Linked DNA regions of Homo sapiens: region 1 is linked to region 2. The links are chromatin loops, found by intact Hi-C in ENCODE. Cell type or tissue: GM12878. All regions are shown on one strand.

Region 1 (2,500 bases), 280 kb before region 2:
CCCCAATTTACAATAGTCAAAACTTAAAATTTTACTGTGGTGCAAAAGCAATACCCATTCAGTAGAAACTGTACTTTGGGTACCCATACAACCGAAAAAAGTGAAAGGTTTTTCACTTTTAGTACAGTATTCAATAAATCACTTGAGACAGTCAACACTTTATTATAAAATAGACTGGATGATGTTTTTGTCCAACTATAGGCTACCATAAGTATTCTGAGCACGTTTAAAGTAAGCTAGGCTAAGTTATGATGTTCAGTAAGTTAGGTGCATTAGGAGTATTAAATGCATTTTTGATTTAATGATATTTTCAACTTACGATGGGTTTGTTAGGACATAACCCTATCATAAGTTGGGGAGCATCCGCACAGTCACACTCTGAGGTTCTGGGAGTTAGGACTTCAACATATGAATTTTGGGGGGACACAATTCGGCCCATAACAATACTGAAATCTAAGTTCAATGGACAACAGATTCCTAAAAGCTGGAAGAAAATGCCTCATTATAAGAATAGTGGAATCCTTTTGAGAATAAACAACCACTAACTTGCCTATGTTTCATATCAGGTGTAGCACTGCCCCACCCACCCCCCGCAAAGGTAGTGGGGAGATAAATCACCTCTCCTTTGTCTAATCTTACCTGAGAACCAAGGTCCAGCCATAGTATCAATTGAGAATGCCAAACATTTTCTAATTTTCTTTTGTTGCCTGAAATAGGTAATAATCTGTCTCTGAGGCTTCAAGATAATGATCTTTTCCCCTAATTGTGCAATATTTTTCTTATAAGCCTTCTGTTGGTATTTTTCTGGGTTTTTTTCATTGTCATAAAAAGACAAATCTTTTCAGTAAGAAATAGAATCTTATTCTCCCCTCCATCCCCCATCTCCTCCCACTCGCCCCTGCCACCCACCAGCCTCCACCAAAGTACAGCCCATTCTGAGACTATGAGCACATGAAAAACTCCATTTCCCAGGAAGCACTGTACTTTGCAAGGACTACACCTCCCAGGATGCAATGCATCTCAGCCGGTCTTCTCAAATGCCTGCACCAGTTTTGTTTTGTTTTGTTTTGTTTTTCAGTTACATTTTCTAAATGGATGTAAGGCAGAACTATCTTCTGCAATGGAATAAAAGTAAGCTTGTTTTTGGATTTATTGCCTTCAGCCCTAAATGCCGGAACACAGTGGAACATTGCTTACAGAATTTTGAGACAGAAAAAAATAAACAAAACCCTTGAATTTATACCCAGCCAAGTGTTATTTGACGGGAGGAAAGCAACAGAAAGAACCTTCCATCATAGAGCAGTTTATTGGTCTTTACTAATTAAACAAAAGCATAACTTGGCTTTTTCAATATACATTTCAAAGATGCAAGAAAAATCATTATTCGAGGATGTTGTTTTCAAATCGATTGGGCAGCGAGGAACAGAGCTTTTCTCTACAGTCCCTTGCCCAAATGTTCTTTTTCTGCTTCTGATGCTGTTAATTTTCCAGCATCAGAAATGCTTCTTGGATCACATCCTTAACTTACTGTTCTAAATACTTGACTTCTTCGATGAACATTTAAAACAACAAATAATGCTGTTCTGTGCCAGCATTTACTAACAATGGCCAGACTTTTCACAGGGCTGATACAAAAAGTGCTCTTTTAGCCCTCCACAATAGCAGAACTGCTGAAACCAACATAAAGGCCATTTTCATTGTCAAGCTTCTTGGTTATTGATTTTTTTTCTGCATCTTTGAAATGTACGTTGAGAAATCTAACTATGGTTTTAAATAATTAGCAAAGATCAATAAACTGCCCTATGATATATTTCATTTGACACAAATCCCCACCTCTTATCATCTTCCAAGACTGGAGAATATTTCTGTCTAAATATGTTTTTTAAACATTATATGCAATGATATTTGTCAGATTTATGTTGCAAAGAACAAAATCCACTCTAGCTAGTTTAGCTGAAGCTAGTTTATTACAAGTTTGAAATGGGTTATTGGACTGTTAGGAAGGCTGAGGAAAGAGCCTCTAGGTTAGATTTCAAGAATGGCTCCCAAAGTCACAAAATTCAGCCACCCACGGAGCTTCTTTTGTCATTTGGAAGCTGCTTGCCAAATAGGAAAGCTGCCACCTCCTGAACCTTACCAACATCATCCCAATCAAGAAGGCTGCTATAATCTGTACCAGCAAAACAGGTCCCCTCTCCACACTCCAACTCCACAGTTCAACGGCTGTTGAGACGTCCACTGGTGTCATAGCAGAAAAACCAAGTTCCTACCTGTTTCTGCTTACTAAGAAAATCAAGCAGCTACAGTCTCTGCCTCCCTTCCACCTTCCAAATCATTCATGAGTGCATCTAATTCATCTACTTTTTGGAAACTAAATTATACTCAGAACCTCAGACAAAAGGAATTCTGGGAAATGTACAGGAATGCATACCAGACAAATGTTGGGAAAGACATGGAGCACCAGTCCATCATCTTCATACCACTACCAACCTAATCATAT
Region 2 (2,500 bases):
AAAAATGCAAACTACAAGCCTGAATATGCCTACAGATTACCTGTGTCTTTAATGTGTCTTGAGCAGTTTGGATACATGCTTGATATTTTGTGGCAACAAAATACTAGTGCCAGACCTGTATACCTATGTAACAAACCTGCACGTTCTGCACATGTATCCCAGAACATAACATATAATTTTAAAAAATTCAAAAATAAATAAATAAAATTTAAAGACTCAAAAAAAAAAATACTAGTGCCAGGACTCCACTTTTAGTATCACTTTTCATATTTTAGTATTTAGTATTATCATTTTATCTTTCAATGTATTAGTGAAGCTTCTACGGTATTGTTCTGTCTTTTCAAATCAACAGGTGATAGTAGGAAAGCAGGAATAATCTCCCAGGAATCATTATTTTATTGAGAGTTATTAGGGAGTAATAAGAAACTTGACAATAAGAGTGGAAACATTAAATCAAGGTGGGGGGAAAAAAGAAGTATCTACCTAAAGAAAATGTTTTATTCATCAATAATCATAACAATGGAAATGGATTATGAAAACAGCTAAAGGAAATCTTCACCAATAAGTTTGACTATATTTATTCCAGTCTCTGTGACACCAAATCTCATGATTTTCTAAAAAGATGTGACTCAAAATTAGCAAACACTGCAAAGAAGACACACGTGCTATTTATGAGTGCTTTTAAGTCTCTTAGCAGAGACACATTTGGAAGCTAAATGGAATCACAGTGACTAAAACTTTTTCTGAAATCCCCAATCCGATGTTGAAGCACATGGCTCAGAAACAATCTCAATATCATCAAATAACTAAACCACAAAAAAGAAAAAGAAGCTCTCAAATATCCCTTTCCCAAACGTTTCCCAAATGTATACACATATGTAGACAGTAGAGGCTAGAACTGGAATTGTTTTTGCCTAAACATTTGCTGCCCCCACGTGTCCCTTTAGAAAACTGAGTGTTAAAGCTAAATCATGTTCATTAGCACCTTCTATACAGCATTCGCAGGTTAGGTACGCTTAAGTGTGATCACAGAAACAGCCCAGTGTTGGTAGAAAGTACCAGAGACAGGGCGGGGAAGCAGGGAGGGAAGAAGCTGACTTTTGCCACAGACTCCTGGGGTAATCCCCAGTAATTACATAAGGTCCATGTGTCTTTGTCTCTTCAAACTTGAAATGGGTGGCAGGCTGGTGGGACGGGACGAGTAGCCAGATTTTCACTAAGGTTCCATCTAGCTCTAATATTTGGTCACTCTCATTGAGGATGATAAAAGAGAAGTAGGGAAACCCAGTTATCCCATTTCTGGCTAAGTCGTCACTTTGGAGGTGTGGCCAAAAACTCATGAATGAACTTCCTGTTTCATCACTCGAATCCATTACCTCGGTTCTCTGTCATCTTGACAAACTTGCTTCCCAATGTCTGAGTGGCTCTGAGCCTAAGGAGACAAGAAGGAGTTTGTTTTCTTTAATGTCCAACAATTATACATTATACAGTATCCTGCTCATGACTACAAAAATGAAAATCATCTTCCACGTTTATAGTGTGTATCAGTAGCAGGTGCCTCAACACCTCAACAGCTCTGACTAGTTTTTTTTTTTTTTTTTTTTGAGACAGAGTCTCACTCTGTCACCCAGGCTGGAGTGCAGTGGCACAATCTCGGCTCACTGCAACCCCCGCCTCCTGGGTTGAAGCAAGTCTCATGCCTCAGTTGGGACTACAGGCACACACCACCACACTCGGCTAATTTTTGTATTTTTAGTAAAAACAGGGTCATCATGTTGGCCGGGCTGGTCTCGAAATCCTGGCCTCAAGTGATCCACCTGCCTTGGCCTCTCACAATGCTGGGATTACAGGCGTGAGCCACCTCGCCTGGCCACTAGTTCTTAAATCTCCACAATACCATGATCAGCATGGCAAAGCCATTCTCTCCCTATTCCAGTTTTGTTCAACTCTCAGGCAACCACATGTTTAAAGAAAGGCTGGGTCCCTCCCTTGCCCAAGGGGGTGAATTTTGATTCATCTAAGAGAGATATTAGTTTTATCCTGATCACCATCTACGAAGACATGTAACTTAAAAATTCAAAGCCCCAAAGGCAGGAAATGCAAACTTTTAGGTTAACTAGGTGGATTTTCAAACATTTTCTCCATTACCAGATGGTCTAATATTTAACTGAATAGAAAACAGATTTATAGTGTGAAAAATATTTGTGTATTCTTACCTAAATCATGAACCCATTATTTACCTTCTCTCTGTGTACCAAGAAACCAAAGACATTTAATGGGCATGATTACCAACTATAATCAGAAGTATCTAGGGAGAGCCAGAGGGGATGTGATCTTAGAACAGGCTTTAGAGTGACAGACGTGAAGTCATTGTCCTTTGAGCTACAGTTCAGTTTGGTGGAAGAGCAAAGTGCCAGGACTATTGCAGGCCCATTCTTCATTCTCAGGGTTTTGTCATTTCTGCAATGATTCTCAAATGACAGTCTCTATTCCCATGCTG

The links. A loop is a pair of places that touch in the nucleus more often than their neighbours do. Peaks named below come from ENCODE experiments on the same cell type or tissue, not always from the same donor. Only the 100,000 strongest peaks of a DNase experiment are listed, where the experiment ranks them.
Region 1: a loop joins it to region 2, with 2.1 times the contacts of the local background. A loop is called at or near these places in 2 of 110 quality-filtered maps.

Annotation. Positions count from the first base shown.
Region 1 is chr6:10,146,153-10,148,652 of GRCh38, forward strand. It overlaps the pseudogene OFCC1. Among named protein-coding and RNA genes, the nearest start is that of TFAP2A-AS2, 260 kb to the right of the region's middle. In GM12878, no CTCF peak of the experiment used is centred here; a DNase peak (open chromatin) is centred at 1,009; H3K4me3 peaks cover 583 bases.
Region 2 is chr6:10,428,882-10,431,381 of GRCh38, forward strand. LINC00518 (long intergenic non-protein coding RNA 518) reads right to left here. Exons shown (of 3, transcript NR_027793.1): 3 at 1-1,432. Among named protein-coding and RNA genes, the nearest start is that of MIR5689HG, 4.2 kb to the right of the region's middle. In GM12878, a CTCF peak has its summit at 946 (motif pointing left); a DNase peak (open chromatin) is centred at 920; H3K4me3 peaks cover 246 bases.